Regions from separate parts of the Homo sapiens genome. Here region 2 is linked to region 1. A link is a loop called in an ENCODE intact Hi-C map of the cell type or tissue named here. Cell type or tissue: GM12878. All regions are shown on one strand. Links, peaks and the distances in the headings refer to the core of each region. The heading gives the core; the rest is flanking DNA.

Evidence for each region. A loop is a pair of places that touch in the nucleus more often than their neighbours do. Peaks named below come from ENCODE experiments on the same cell type or tissue, not always from the same donor. Only the 100,000 strongest peaks of a DNase experiment are listed, where the experiment ranks them.
Region 2: it touches region 1 in a loop (4-fold over the local background); 4 of 110 quality-filtered maps call a loop at or near these places.

Annotation. Positions count from the first base shown.
Region 1 is chr11:6,742,068-6,750,629 of GRCh38, reverse strand. It overlaps the pseudogene GVINP2. Among named protein-coding and RNA genes, the nearest start is that of OR2AG2, 26 kb to the left of the region's middle. RefSeq lists an enhancer at 3,952-4,141. In GM12878, for the core only: no CTCF peak of the experiment used is centred there; DNase peaks (open chromatin) are centred at 4,089 and 4,749; H3K4me3 peaks cover 1,956 bases; H3K27ac peaks cover 2,198 bases.
Region 2 is chr11:5,685,782-5,693,662 of GRCh38, reverse strand. TRIM22 (tripartite motif containing 22) reads right to left here and starts at 3,873. Exons shown (of 8, transcript NM_006074.5): 1 at 3,764-3,873. LOC124902620 (a long non-coding RNA gene) reads left to right here and starts at 909. Exons shown (of 2, transcript XR_007062561.1): 1 at 909-2,985; 2 at 3,367-3,436. RefSeq lists enhancers at 3,054-3,153, 2,569-3,768, 3,740-4,079, 3,201-4,193. In GM12878, for the core only: no CTCF peak of the experiment used is centred there; a DNase peak (open chromatin) is centred at 3,912; H3K4me3 peaks cover 1,836 bases; H3K27ac peaks cover 2,234 bases.

The DNA of each region.
Region 1 (8,562 bases), core at 2,765-5,264:
GGCGCAATCTCGCCTCACTGCAAGCTCCACCTCCTGGGTTCAAGCCATTCTCCTGCCTCAGCCTCCCAAGTAGCTGGGACTACAGGAGCCTGCCATCATGCCCAGCTAATTTTTTTGTATTTTTAGTAAAGATGGGGTTTCACTGTGTGAGCCAGAATGGCCTCGATCTCCTGACCTCATGATCCGCCTGCCTTGGCCTCCCAAAGTGCTGGGATTACAGGCACGAGCCACCGTGCGCGGCCTACACTGACTCTTTTATTCAGACACTAGGGCTCTTTTGTGGTCATTGAGTATCATTGTTTTTTTCAAATCTTCAAGGATGTCCTTCTTTTGGATTTTGGCCCATGAGTTAGGGATTTTACCATTACCTGTAATTTTTTTTCCTGATATTTATATTCTAGCTTTGATCTGAAGTGAGAAAGAAACCATTTCCAAGATGGCTGGGTGGAGGAATCTGGAGGGATGCTCCCCGTGGCATAATCCACTCCTGCCTTTTGATACTTATATGGGATTTTTCCATCATTGCTCAAAACCAATAAACAATCACTTGCTACAAAACTAGTAGAGCAAGCCATGACAGAATGGCCTGTTTTATACTATTCCTCTCCATAGACAGCCTGAGGACAGGGGAAGGGAACACCATGGTCTCCTTCGTGTGTAGGAATTGTGTTTGTACAAATTGCTTCACAGCAGGGACACTGTTTCCAGCAGCCACAGAGATGTTCAGAGAGCATTTTCTCAGTTTTAGAAACCATTACTTCCATAGGCATACTTGAATAATGCTGTTCTATTCTCCTCATTGTGAGATCCAAAGCCGCACTCATGTCTTCTCTGAGAAACTCAGTATCTTTTATCTCCTGGTGTTTAATCCTTGTCAAGTCTCTCTGTGGAAAGATCAAGTTGCTCTCCAGGCGATCACAGAATAAATCCAACCACCAGAAGCAGTGCTGCTTTTATCTTTAGCTACTGATGTGGATTCATGAAGGGCAGGGAGGATGCCATTATTAATGTCAACTAAACTTTTCTCAAAAAAATCTTCATTTTTTTACCTGCATTGTCTAAACAGTATCTCTTAATATTGATTTTGATGTAATTCCTTAAAAAGCTATTCTTATTATGAAAGTATTGCCAGTAATGATCAAAGTTTTCTTCTTCTCCCAGAGAGACGAGAATGTGTTTCTCCAGGTTAGTCCTGTTTTCACTGAATGCAGGGCAGGTAGCTCACATGTCCCCACAATTTTAATGGTTATTTTTCCCCCATATGATGGTAGAGACAGCAGGAACGAGCTTGTGCCCCAGAAAATCAGTAAGTGTTTTGCTGGAGGTTGCTTCTTGGCAGGAAATCTTAAACCTCATCAAGAAATCATTTTTCTTGCTTTCTAGATAGTTTACAGGATCATTTGCTCTCTTGAATGCCCTGTGCATTTCTTTAGAATTCTCTGTTGCTCACTGGAATAAACACAAGCATAAGCTGATAATATATTTATTTTTAAATGTGTATCTTTCCTGAGTAGATGCAGGTTTCACTTCTTCCTCTGTTGTCTTTAGAATTTTCTGGATGTATTTGGATTGTAATCACATTGCTTTTTCCAAATATTGTTAATAGTTTTATTAAATCTTGAAACAATATGATCAGTAGTCATATTCATGAACTCTTTCTCAAGGACGATTAATGTCATTTACCTGTAATTTTTTTCTGACTATTAATGTCATTGAGAAAGAGTTCATGAATATGACTACTGATCACATTGTTTCAAAATTGTTACATTTCTTATTCATTTTGACATATTTGTCATAATTGATTTGAAACTTCTCTGCAGAATTTCTTGTTAGTATGTCCATGACATCCATCTCATGTTTTAAATACTCTGAAAGGATGTTTTCAGAATCCAAATCAGTGTCAGGCTCTGTGACTTTAGGAAGAGTTGTGGACACATCACAGACCCTTTTTTTCCGACATTGATTGAATTTCTCATGTAAGTCTTCCTCACTCAACTTTTTAGCCTTTACAATTAAAAACAATTTTCGGCTCCTTTCCAATAGTTTGTTTTTATAATCTCTCTTTTTCTTATCCAGTCTTTCTTAAATTTTTTAAAAAACGAATAAGTTCATTGGCTTTTCTTTTGCTGTCTGAAAGAAGTTGCTCTTTAAGGATTATTAGCTTATTTTCAAAATTGAACTCATTTTTCAAAATTTAACTTATGTTTCCATTGAACTTATATTTTATTCTCTGGGTCTTCATTAAAATGTGTTTCAAGTTCTTGCTTGATGGCTTCATATTCTTCTGTAACTGGAGCCTCAAATATGCTTGTTTCGAGTGTCTGAATTTTTCTTTTCTGAATCTGGTTGGTCAGCTGGTTCCGTTAGCCAAACACATGATTCTTCAGCTCCCAGGTCCAGTGGGGTTACACATGGTTTCCAGTTTGCTCATGGCCATGACTTCTTGGATGTTCCTGAAATGAAAAATAAAGTTCTCATGCACCAGAGCTCTCCACACCTTTCACATGTGTGCTAGACATCATTGTGGGTGTTCTCAATATTGATGGGCTTTTTAGTTGTCAAGGTGAGTTGCAATTTGATAGCCTAATTTTGGCACTTCCTCTTACATAGAATCAGTTGGAGAAATTTCTATCCAACTAGAAATATGTCAAATTAAGAACAGGAACAATGAATATCATTCTTATTACTGCTATGCAAACTGTGAATATTTATAACTTCTCTGGTCTTTGTCAATATAAATTTCTCCTCAGAAGGAGACTTTTAAGGTTCTTGGACTTCAAAAACTGCTACCTTGCCCAATGGAAATAACATAACTTCAAAAATAATCCTGCAATTCTGAATGCTTGCCTTATTAAGAATTTATTGCATCTATCTTAAATTTATAATTGATATATCTGTGTTCTTAAATGGTGTGGATACTTAAAAATATCAAATCAGAAGTGTGTTTTTGACCTTTCTTCTTAAAATGCAAAGAACAAATAAATGACTGTTACTCTCTTAGTGCTTGTGTTTAATAAAGAACTTGAGTTTTAGAAATTTAAATCACTGGAGGGATGTAGAAAAAGAGCCTCAGATGTTGCAAAAAAAATTGCTCACACACAGAAGTCACATGTTACCTTAGTGGGCTTCATTTTTCTCACTGTCAGGGCAGGAACAGATGGGAATTTTGATAAAAGAATCACTGAAATTGAGTGTTTCCTCTTTTTTCTGTAAAGCTCTGAGTTTATCGTGCGTCTGGGCCTAATCACTATTCACCCCATTTAATTAAGAAACTATGAAATGTTAATTCAGTATAAAGGGCTATTATCCTCAGAGGTGAAAGGCAAATAAGGGAGCTGTTTTGCAGGCATCTCTGTCCATCAGAGATAAGAAAAATGAGAGCTTTCGTTTAGATGGGCAGTTGCAGAGGCAACCATGGTTTCTTCTCTGTTAGACCACATAGTGTCATGGGAAGAAAGCTAGACTTAGAGTTCTCTGTCTGCTTCTTACTACCTGTGTGATCTTGGGTTTGTCATCTATCTCCTGTGATTATTTTTCTTTTTCCTATCTTGAAAATGGCCATTACCAAAACCATTTCTCATTAAGATGATCAACTGACATATTTTAGTTTTCTATTGCTGCATAACAAATTACCACAAACTTAGAGGTTTGAAATGGCACACATTTATTATTTTGTAGTTTCTGTAACCAGAAGTCCAGGTAAAGTACAGCTATGTTCTCTACTTTAGGATGTCACCAGATTGTAATCTAGTGTTGACTGAGATCATGGTCTCATCGAGGATTTGACTGGAGCTCTGGTTTGAGTGTTTGTCTGTTCTCAATTAATGTTGAAATTTGGTTCCTATTGTGGGGGTGTTAGAAGATGGAGCTTTTGGGAGGTGAGAGGGCCATGAGAGTTCTTGCCTCATAGATAGTATTAATGCTGTTATAAAAGGGTGATTTCAGCCCTCTTTTGCCTGTTTGCTCTTCTGCCATGTAAGGACATGGTGGTCCCAATGTAAACATGGTCCAGTTCCCATATGAACATGGTGTTCGCAAGAAAGCATAAACAGGCTTCCTTTCAATCAGCAGATTTAGAAACAAAAAACAAATACGAAAGTAAAACCTTACAGCAGGAAGTTTTGCACTGCTCTGAGGATAAACTCAGTTTCCTGTCTCACATAAGGGGCCAAAGCCTGGGGTGAAGCTGTACGTCGGCAGCCCCAGCCCCAGAAAAGGAACCTACTCTCCATGCACGTCTCTCTGGAGCAACCTGAAGACAGGATCTTGGCCTCAGGACAGGTAGGTAAAGAACAGAGGAAATAGAGCAGACAGAGAGATACAGCAACAGACCCAGAAACTAAAGTAGAAAGAGAAATTGATGTAAATAAACATAGGGAGCAGTCAGACACAGGGAGATTAAGACATGCTGGGAATACAAATGTGGATTTGGCATTGTCATTAATAGAGCATACTAATGTCCAATATGTGGCATTTAAGGGAAGAGAGTGAGCCAGATGGTAGGAAAAGGAAAAAGACTGGTTCCAAAAAGCTACAAATCTGGGAGAAGAAGGAGTATATAATTGAAACAGACAAAAAACATTTTGGTAACTTTTGTTATCAAATAAAAACAAACACATTTTTAGGTAAAGAGAGACTTTATTCACAAGGATCATTGCAACAAGAGGAAGGAGAGTATTGCAATAGAGAAAACCATCCAACCACAAGAGCTACAAGCATCTCAAAGACCAGAGAGAAAAAGATTTCCTTTTATGGTGAAGGATCAACAAAGCTAGAAAGATATCAGTATGGGGACAGGAAGATCACCATGAAATGTTTTACCCAAGGTCAGCTGATTCTTAGGAGGGTTGTATGCTGGGTCAGAAGAAGGATAGATCAAAACTCACGAGCATGGAAGAGGAAGAGAAATTTAACTGATATTCGGTCAAGTTAATAATCACTTTGTTTCTACTGTCCAGTGAGGATAAACAGTTCAGCTAATCTTTTATGAAGCTGAGAATGAGAATTTAAAGAGTCTGTGTCTGGCCTATCATAAAAAAAAAGACACATATGCCTTATCTAAGTCATATGGGGAGGGGTGGTTTTTTGTAATAATCCCTTTCTCAGAACACAAAAAAAGTGGATGGATTTCTTTAACCATAACTGTTTTCCAGGAACAAAGGGCTCAAGTAAAAAAGTTTCATGTTGTTAATTTGACTCATTTGAATAATAGCTAGTATTGCAAACACAGAAAAGAGAGTTGCTAACTTGACCTGGAAAATTAATGAAGCTTCACAAATAAAGAGAAACATGAACTAGGTCAGGAGTGTAAAATCCTAGGGAGAGAAAGTAGGGAAGGGTTCATATAGTGAAATATGCAAAGTCAAGAAACATCTTGAGGTCCTTGAGGTGGAGGGAAGATGGCTGATGTGGCATTTAAGGGAAGAGAGTGACCCAGATGGTAGGAAAAGGGAAAAGAGTGGTTGTAAAAAGGAATTACAGAGGTTAATTGCTGCCACATTATGAGGGGTCTTAACGGCCAGGGTCACGTAGTTTTCATTGTATCATAAACGAATGTAGGATTTCAAAAGTTTGTAAACAAAGAAGTAAATGATTTAAATACGATTTTCAGGATGGAATGTAGAAAATGGATCACAAGAGGAGTGAGAAAATAGATTCAAGGGCTACTCTCACAGAATAGGCAAATAGGGCACACTAATGTCCAATATGTAATGGGTATTCAACAGGAAGCAAAATTATGGGGGAAGAACTAGGAAAACGAAGCTTCCACGACATAAAAGTTTCCTGCTTCACCATTTCACCATCAAAACTGGGTGGATTTCCTTTATCAAAAATTTTCCTAGAAGAAGATGTGGCCAAAGGGCTAGAGCCAGGAATTTAGGATGAGTTTTTAATTGAATAAACCTTTCTACATAGTTAATCCAACAAGTCCAAAGAACAACTCCTAATCCAAAGGAATAGTAAGATATAGGGTAGGTGTCAGAGTCTGAGGCAAACTAAAATTTGGTAGAAACTAGAAAAGACAAGAAGGGCCTAAAGCATCACATAGTTAACAGCAGAGATACATCTCCTCAAAGAGGTACGCTCTAAGCACAAAATCTAAAGTAGTCTCAAGTGACCTTTAATCCCATTACTTCCTTATTTCTTTCTTAGCACTTAAAAAACTCTGAAAATGTTATCTACTTATTCATACATTTACAAGTTCATAATCCTTCCTCTATTAAAATGTGAATTCTGTAAGGGTAGGGATCTAATCTATTCATCAGTCAACCCACAGCACCTAGAACTTTTTTCAACACACTGAAAGCCCTCAATAAACATGTATGAAGGCTGGGCACGATGGCTCACGTCTGTAATCCCAGCACTTTGGGAGGCCGAGGTGGGTGGATCACCTGAGGTCAGGAGTTTGAGACCAGCCTGGCCAACATGGTAAAACACCGTCTCCACTAAAAATACAAAAATTAGCCAGGTGTGGTGGCGGAACCTGTAATCCCAGCTACTCAGGAGACTGAGGCAGGAAAATTGCTTGAACCCAGAAGGTAGAGGTTGCAGCCAAGATCGACATCATGCCACCCTGGGCAAAAGAGCAAAACTCCGTCTCAAAAAAAAAAAAAGCGTGAAACAAATTCTGGGATTTTTAGCTTATCTTTGATAAATCTCTAATCCATGTTACTTGTGTGATCAGTTTCACTTAAAGGAATATTTTCATGATGGATACAAGAAAGGAGAGGCAGTCAAAAAAGACAGGTCCCTAGAATTAGTAGGATGAAAATATTGTAGAGACATCTGACTTGGTAATTTGAATGTGAGCATCAGGCTTATAGAGAACTTTTTAAGAAAAAGATGAAGTGAGACTAAATGATGAGAAGTAGGTGGAACGAATTCATCAATTCATTTCATCAACAAACATTTATTGAGCCAGATATGCCTAATTGAAATACTTTTTTGAGAAATCTAGAAATAATGAAAATATAAAGAAAGTAAAAACTTATAGAATAGGCAGGAACCAATTTGCATTTAAGTAGTATGGGAAGCCTCGAGTATGTTTTCTTGTCCAGAGTGAAGCAACCAAGAAAGTAAGATGCTGGAGATATCTTAGACTCAAGAGATAGAAAGCAAGACCCTAGGGGAGATAAGTAGGAGCAGGATTTCAAGGACGGAATTAGTATTGCACAGAGATTAGGGACACTTCTTCCTTGGGGATCAGAAAAAAAAAAACACAAGGGTGGCCACTGTAGTCTTAAATTTGAAGGTGAAACGTTTGAATGTGAGAAAGGCCTGACCAGATGGCTTCTCTAGAATTAGGAAGTGAGGCCATCAAAGGGGAGAGGACCCTTAACATGCTTTGATGTAAATCTTTTTGTCACTCTTAGCTTTTTCTCTAGGCTGCTGGATTTTAGGCTCAAAGACTCTCCCATGCATTTTCTTATTTCTCTCTTCAACCCTATTGTCTAGCAAAGTGCCTGGCACTAAGGAAGAGATAGATAATACAATTCAATATGAAATCATGAAGATGTGATGTCTGATTGTAAGGACTGAAGGAAAGAGAGGTTTCTTTGGAGTCTGAAATGCTGGAAAGATGGGAATATTATAAATTATTTTTGCCAGTTATCTTTCTTTATGTGGAAGTTTACAGTGTTATTCTTTTGTATTTGACTCCTTTCTCACAACTTAATATTGAGAGATTAACCCATATTGTTGTGCAGAGCTGTGGTATTTGTTTTCATTGTTGTATAACATTCTATTGTATGAATATGCCAAACTTTATTTACCCATCTGGATGTGGATGGATATTTGCTTTATTTCCAGTTGTGACTTTTATGAATAGTGCTGCCATGAACATTCTCATAGATGTGTCTTGGTGCATATGTGCACATATTGGCATTTATCTAGAGATAGAAATCTTGGATTATCTCTGCCACTTTATATGTATCCATGATTTCTTGACTGGATTCTTTTCCCTACCTTTGTGGTACTTATTAAAACCAATTCCATTTCATTGTAATCGCTCAAGGGAATCACCTTGCCCATTACCTAGACAGAGCTGATTCATCAAGACAAGGGAATTGCAATAGAGAAAGAGTAATTCACACAGAGCCAGCTGTGTGGGAGACCAGAGTTTTATTATGACTCAAATCAGTCTCCCCAAGCATTCGGGGAGCAGGGTTTTTCAGGACAACTTGGCAGGTTGGGGGAGGCCAGGGAGCCAGGAGTGCTGACTGGTCAGGGACGAAGTCATAGGGAGTCGAAGCTGTCTTCTTGCGCTGAGTTTGTTCCTGGATGGGGACCACAAGATCAGATGAGCCAGTTTATCGATCTGGGTGGTGCCGGCTGATCCATTAAGTACAGGATCTGCAAAATCTCTCAAGCAATGATCTTAGGAGCAGTTTAGAGAGGCTCAGAATCTTTCAGCCTCCAGCTGCATGACTCCTAAACCATAATTTATAATCTTGTGGCTAATCTTAGTCCTACAAAAGCAATTTAGTCCCCAGGTAAAAAGGAAGTCTGCCCTGGGAAAGGGCTGCCACCATCTCTGTTTAAACTATAAACTAAGTTTCTCCC
Region 2 (7,881 bases), core at 2,834-5,333, 1.1 Mb after region 1:
GCCAGCTCCGCCTCTCGGGTTCACGCCATTCTCCTGCCTCAGCCTCCAAGTAGCTGGGACTACAGGCGCCCGCCACCACACCCGGGTGATTTTTTGGTGTCTTTTTAGTAGAGACGGGGTTTCACTGTGTTAGCCAGGATGGTCTCGATCTCCGGACCTCATGATCTGCCCGCCTCGGCCTCCCAAAGTGCTGGGATTACTGGCGTGAGCCACCGCGCCCGGCCTATTCATTCTTTATTCTAACATTGAAGAAATGTAGCCCCATTGAAACCCTTCCGACCTAAGACAGGTAGACAGACAGACACATAAACAAAATGCATGCTCCCCTTTGAAGGTGGTGCGAATGTAGAAGTTTCTATGACACGGTGAAGGCTAACTAGGTCCGTAGCTTCCTTGTTTCAGAATACTCTGATTACCTGCACAGAAGCTTTCTTTATCTGTGCAATTTAAATCAAAAAAAAAAAAAAAAAAAAGATGGCCAGGCGCTGTGGCTCAAGCCTGTAATCCCAGCAGTTTGGGGGGCCGAGGCGGGCAGATTACCTGAGGTCAGGAGTTTGAGGCCAGCCTGGCCACTATGGTGAGACCCCGTATCTACTAAAAAATATATATATATACAAACATTAGCCAGGTGTGACAGCAGTTGCTTGTAGTCCCCGCTACTCTGGAGGCTGAGGCAGGAGAATCACTTGAACCCAGGAGGCGGAGGTTGCAGTGAGCTGAGATCACACCACTGCACTCCAGCCTGGCAACAGAGCAAGACTCCGTCAAAAGAAAAAAAAAAAAAAAGATTAAATTAAATTAGTGTGGCTACACAATAAGGAGAAAAATTATAAGGGGTTTAGCCATCAATATCTTTTTTTTTTTTTTTTGAGACAAGGTCTCACTGCGTTGCCCAGGCTGGTCTCAAACTCCTCAACTCAAGCAGTCCTCCAGTCTTGGCTTCCCAAAGTGCTGGGATTTTTGGCTAGGCTTTGGCACAAGCCACCAGGTGCCTGGCCTAGCCAACATCTTTTAAATTTCCCCTGTTCCTTGGGTCAGGAACTACCAATGGAGAAAATAGGTCCTGTTCTTGGCATGCAGAAACCTGGAGAACTCAGAAACACCGTTACCACTTCTTATTTGTCTAAACTCAGAGTTCCTTTTTCAATGACCCACTAAAATGTCCAGGGTTTAGTTTTCCCCAAGTAATGACCCTTTTTCCAAGAGTTCTAACTCTCTGGTCAATATGTTTCAGATAAGTCATTTTGTAACAGAGGACAGATTTCATAAAGCTACCCCAGTGTCATCTCTTTCTCTCACAGTTAGTTCATCAGTTCTTAAATCCATCATTTTATTGAAGACTGCTCAAAATCATTGTCTCACAGTGAGACCTAATGTGAAATCTATTTAAAGTTGCAAAGCCCTTGACAAGAGCACTACAGATACCACATCCTATTGCAGCCCTTTTAGTTTGTTGCTTTTGTTTTATTGGTTTTACATTTATCCTCTAGTAACTGCTACCTTTTTGCTACATTAAAACTGCTGGTTTACTTCCTTTTTTTGACTGCGTGTTTACTTCCTTTTCCCTAGTCCAGAGCATAATCTCTTACCGGTATTTAATGTTGATTATATATCGAATAGATAGTTTTTTTGTTTTTGTTTTTGTTTTTTTACTATACCTGTATGCTTTTGTTTTGTGAATTTAGTCAAAAATATTTTTCAAAAATTAAAAGTACAGTTTTATTTATTGGGTCCTGTACTAGACTTGACAATGAATAAATACTAGATATGGACCTTGACAAGATGTGCGGTACAGACACATAAGGAGACAGTTACCTGGACCTCTGAAAAGTGAAACAAAGAAAAGGACACATCAGAATATGGGTGACATAGGCATCAAGGTACAAAATGCTCAGCGATAAGATCGAGATAAGACTCAGGAGAAATTACCAACTCCTTGCCTTAGCTCTGTGCAAGGGAAAATTGAGTAGGGAGTTGAGGTAACTCATGATGAAAAGGTGTACCTAGAATAATAGCAACTTCTAAAACAGGAGTGGATACCAGAGGTTCATTGGGTGCTACAGAAGTTGAGGGAGGAGACCACCTCTCATATTGTCTTATGCCCAATTTCTGCCTCCAAAGAAAGAAAAAGTAAAAACTAAAAGGCAGAAATGAAATCCACAAGCAGACAGCCCGGGGCCACACCCTGGACCTGGTAGTTAAAGATGGACCCCTGACCTAATTGGTTTGTTATCTATAGATTCCAGACATTGTATAGAAAAGCACTGTGAAAATCCCTACTCTGTTTTGTTCCGATCTAATTACCGGTGTATGCAGCCCCCAGTCACGTACCCCCTGCTTGCTCAATCGATCACGACCCTCTCACGCGGACCCCCTTAGAGTTGTGAGCCCTTAAAAGGGACAGGAATTGCTCACTCGAGGAGCTCGGCTCTTGAGACAGGAGTCTTGCCTATGCCCCTGGCCGAATAAACCCCTTCCTTCTTTACCTCGGTGTCTGAGGAGTTTTTTCTGTGGCTGGTCCTGCTACAAAGGAAGAGTAAGCTGTGGGTACTCAGAAGAACAAGTTCCCTGTGACTGGACCTTCAGAGACAAGAGACCAAAGTGGAGCTGCAGAGATGAGCAGCAGTCTGCCCGTCCTGCGGCCTCTCTCCTCGGACTAACCAGAGGGCTGCTAATTTATCAGGAAAGCTATGGACAGCATCCAAAAAGTTACCAGAAGGCAAGTAAAAGGATAACCTTCAAAAGGGCCTTACTTCTGAAGACTGAGTACCTAAGACTCCTTCGCCTCATACCCAGATCCAGATAAGGGCTCTCATCCCTGCTGAACCTCATCATGAGGTTGCTTTATGAAAAGTGAAAACAAAGCTTCATTGCACAGGCTTCTTCGGGAGAAAGGAGGAAGGAATTTGCTGCCTCTGAATAAAAGAAAATTCTGATCCACGTTGGCAAAATGGAAAAATCAAAATGACAGAATAGGAATGTGGGGTATGATAAGGTTTCTCTTCAAATAGCCTGATCAATCCTTTATTCTTTAATTCACAGTGCCCCTCCCCACTTCACTTTTCTTCTCTTCTCTTTCCTTTCTGCTTTTGCTACATGCCTAGACATGTCACAGTACCAGGCGTTATCAGTACCAACTCACATTCCTTTCCTTATTTTGGAAGAAGATTAGTTATCTAGCTCATCACACACACCCCTTCCCCATCTCCCCTCTCTCCCTCACGTGCCCACCTTATCTAAAGAAAGTTAAAATGTTTAGCCAACTGAGTCTAGTTTAGATTGTGTGGCCGACTCCAGCCAATGGGGAAAGGGCAAAGGGGTAGGATTTGCGTCAGGAATAAAAACTTTCTTCCTCCTTTGTTCTAGTGTGCTCTCATGGCGACTGGCAAAGAAGAAGCACCCCTCTGCACAGAAATAAAATTGCTTTGCTGAGAAATCCTTTGTTTGAGTGCTCGTCTCCCTTAAGATTCTGAGCTTTATTTCCAACAAGGAAGGTGATGGAGGTACCTAGATTGAAGAAATGAATGGTCCCTCTAGGAAACAAGCAAGGCTTTTTGCTTTTGCAAACCTCTCTTCTTTAAAGGTTACCCCTCTCCCAGACTCAGTGCTTTCTTCCTCTGCCATCTCAGCAGACAGTTCACAAGCTGCCTCTTTTTGTTTATGCAGAGCAGCTTCAGAACTACAAATTAAACTCACCCAGACACAATCAATCTATTCTTCTCAAAGCCTCCCATTCTATGCTCCCACAGATTGCTCCACTCACCTTCAGTCCAAAGCAGAGGAGTCTTGAATCAGGGGAGAAGAGTGAAGGCAGGGCAGGAGCCGGTGTAAACCAGATTCACTCACCAAGCCAGAGGGCTGGTCTCCACAAATGAGTTTCCCCACAGGAGCTGAGTGAGAAACGAAAGTTAAATTCTCAGAAGTGAAAGAAAACAAAGGAAGCTGAACAAGAACTTACATAACAATAAACCCTGGGGAAAGTAATGCTACATTATGTTCTAGCATCTGCTGTACTGGCAAGGCACTCAGTCACTACTTCCTTATTCTTACTGTGGTTTACTCAAGCAAGAATATTTGAATAAAAAGAATGTGAATTACAGTTATACAGCTTGCCTGAATACTTAGAATTCCAATGCAGTCCTATAATTATTAGTCGAATTTATCTTATATTTAAGACCTAAGCCAGGAAAATAAAGATCCAGAGACTTGGGACCTAGCTTCTTGAAATGCAGTCTGACGAGGAAGATACTCAGTTATAAAGCTCTACAAATTTGGGCTGACAAGATGAGTATTAGCAGCTGACATTGTGAATGGTAAAAAAATTATTTTTATAAATAAAAGGATCTTTAGTGTGAGCCCATTGAAAAAAATGTTCTCAAAATGTCATTAAATCTTAAGAGTCCATCAATTAATTATCACTTCCTGCTCCTAATCCAGACAGACCAGATGAGGATGGATTCCAGAGAGTAATAGAGGTAAAACTGTGTCAGTGTCATGTTACCCAGCCACTGAGGCAGGTGAGAACATGGAAGTTAACAGATGATGCTGTTTAATTATAATCATTCATTGAGTTACTCTCATGCCTTCATAATTTTTCCACTTTTCCCTGCTTCTCTAAGAAAAGTTTGGTCATTTTTACACAATCAATTAAAAAGCAGCACTGAAACATGTTATACGTCATGCACATACTTCTGTACCCTGTTGTCTATTGTATTCTTGTTTAACTGCATGTGCCAGATAATGCCATCAAAAACTGATGGAGGCCTGTGGTGTCTCATGCCTGTAATCCCAGCACTCTGGGAGGCCCAGGTGGGTGGATCACTTGAGTCCAGGACTTCAACACCAGCCTGGGCAACATGGTGAAATCCCATCTCTAAGAAAAATTAAAAAAAAAAAAATAGCTGGGTGTGGTGATGTGCACCTGTAGTCCCAGCTACTCAGGAAACTGAGATGGGAGGATGGCTTGAGCCCAGGAGGTGGAGGTTGCATTGAGCCAAGATTGCGTCATTGCACCATAGCACTGCAGCCTGGGTGACATAGTAAGACCCTGTCTCTACAAAAAACAAACAAACAAACACCACACAACACATACACACACACACCCAAAAAAAAAGAAAAAAAAAGGCAACTCATGGAGCTTCCATAACATGGATCCCTGACTGACACTATGGAGCATGGCCATCTTCATACTTTAATCAATGATACACATGTAGGATGACTGAGAAATCAATGTTTATTATTTCAATAATAGATATTTTGGTATTATTTGTTGCTCACAGAATAATAAGCTAATCCTGGCTATAAATTCTTTCCTACTCACTTATATCTATGAGGACCTTATTCAATCAGCTGAAAGCCAGAATAGAAGAAAAAACTGACTTCTCCCCGAGAAGAGGGAATATTACCAGCAGGCAAACCTCAGGCGTGAGCTATAACGTTGACTCCTTCTTGGATCCAGAGCCTCTTGGCCTACCTTGCAGACTTTGGATTTGCCAGTCTCCAGAATCACCTGAGACATTTCTCAAGTTTCTTTCCAAATAAATTCATAGTTTAGTGGTTCTATTGCTATGATGAACCTTGACTAAGACAGGCGTGAAATTTTCTTATTTCTTCTTGAAGATAAATAAGCAAGAGATGTAATTTTAGGTATATTCCATGTTTGAATAGAATATCTTGTTGACATTTGTAGGGGAGTGAGCGCTCAGTGAGTGAATGTGTTTTTTCTGGAGTGCACAGAGTGGAGTCCGAGTGTCAACCACAATGGACAAAGTGAATGAACTCATTTATCCAGAGACCTGTTCTCTGTCCATTATTTCTTCCCTTCTCAGCACTTCCATAGATCTCATAGCCATCCTTTTATTCTCGTCTGGCTTTGAACATCTGAAGTGAACTTTCATCCTGGTCTGATTTATCTCATGAAGTATTAATTGCAGCTGAGAGAAAACAGTAGTAATATTAGGTCCTGACAAGATACCAGAAAACGTGGGCCAATAGAAAAACTGAATGCACCACACACAGTTTATCACCAGAGTAGAGCATGTTGGCAGGCTCCATATTCTAACCTATGTTCTAAATTGTAGAAAAAATATATTATTGTTGGAGCTCTGTGTTTTCTCTGTAAACCCTTTTTTTTTTTTTTTTTTTTGAGACGGAGTCTCGCTCTGTCGCCCAGGCCGGACTGCGGACTGCAGTGGTGCGATCTCGGCTCACTGCAAGCTCCGCTTCCCGGGTTCACGCCATTCTCCTGCCTCAGCCTCCCGAGTAGCTGGGACTACAGGCGCCCGCCACCGCGCCTGGCTAATTTTTTGTATTTTTAGTAGAGACGGGGTTTCACCTTGTTAGCCAGGATGGTCTCAATCTCCTGACCTCATGATCCACCCACCTTGGCCTCCCAAAGTGCTGGGATTACAGGCGTGAGCCACCGCGCCCAGCCTGTAAACCTTATATATCCTGCTTTCCTGCTTGAAAAGGAATCAAATGAAATATCTCTACCTTTGGGTCCATGGATATTTAACATTTTTCTCTTCAAGAAAAAGAGCAAAATAAGAGTAAATATGGTTAGAGTCTGAATAATACTTAGGAAGAAAACAGAGAGGATATTTTAAAAAATCGTTTAAAATTTGTTTAAAAATTTACATAATTACTTTTTTTTTTTTTTTTTTTTTTTTTTTTTTTTTTTTTTTTTGAGACAGAGTCTCACTCTATTGCCCAGGCTGGAGTGCAGTGGCATGATCTCGGCTCACTTCAACCTCCACCTCCCGGGTTCACGCAATTCTCCTTCCTCACCCTCCTGAGTAGCTGGGATTACAGGCATCTGCCATTACACCTGGCTAATTTTTGTATTTTTCGTAGAGATGAGGTTTCACCATGTTGGTCAGGCTGGTCTCAAATTCCTGACCTCAAGTGATCCACCCGCCTTGGTCTCCCGAAGTGCGAGGATTACAGGTGTGAGCCACTGCAAATGTAATCATTACATAATTATTACTAATGCCACATAATTATTACTAAATAACAATTAGTAATATTAATTATAATTGTAACTATTAATAATTGTAATTATTAATAATACTAATTATTATAATTATTACTATAATTATTACTGCCACATAATTATTACTAATGCCAGAAGAATATTTGAATTAAACTAGGTGACACAGCAGTTATCTTTACAGCAAGAATAGAACAGAAATGTGACATCAAGATATTCAATTAAAATTAGATTAATAGCTATATATCTTCATATCTATTTAAATATTACTCCTTATATACACCATATTCTAGTAAATCTGAGACAATAAAGAACAAAATGCAAAAGCCCCCTACCTGATTTCATGAAACAGAAAGCTGCGGGGGTACAGTGTGGAGGGGGTATGAGGTTACTGATGATGGAATTAAGTGATAACAGGCTGCCCACTGCAGTGCTCCCCATTGCCTTCTCCTGAGGCATTTTCATTTTCAAACTAAATACTCCTCTCTACCAATGATCCTAGTTCCAGTGTGGACTTCCTGAGATGTTCCAGTAAGGGAAAGCTTAGAAGGGAGGCTATGGTACATGGACCACAGTTCAGCCTTTTGGACCAGTTTTGCATAGTAACCAGAAGAGAAGAGAGAGGAAGGCCTGGCCCTGCTCAGGGATGCAATAGATACTTTGGAAAAGACAACAGCGGGAAGTTGGAGAGTTCTTTGAAAGTGAATAGTTGAAAGAAATAATGTGGTATTTCTTTATCGCTCTCCAGATAAACTTCTTTTTTTTTTTTTTTTTTTTTTTTTTTTTGAGACGGAGTCTCACTCTGTCGCCCAGGCTGGAGTGCAGTGGCGCGATCTCTGCTCACTGCAAGCTCCGCCTCCCGGGTTCACGCCATTTTGCTGCCTCAGCCTCCG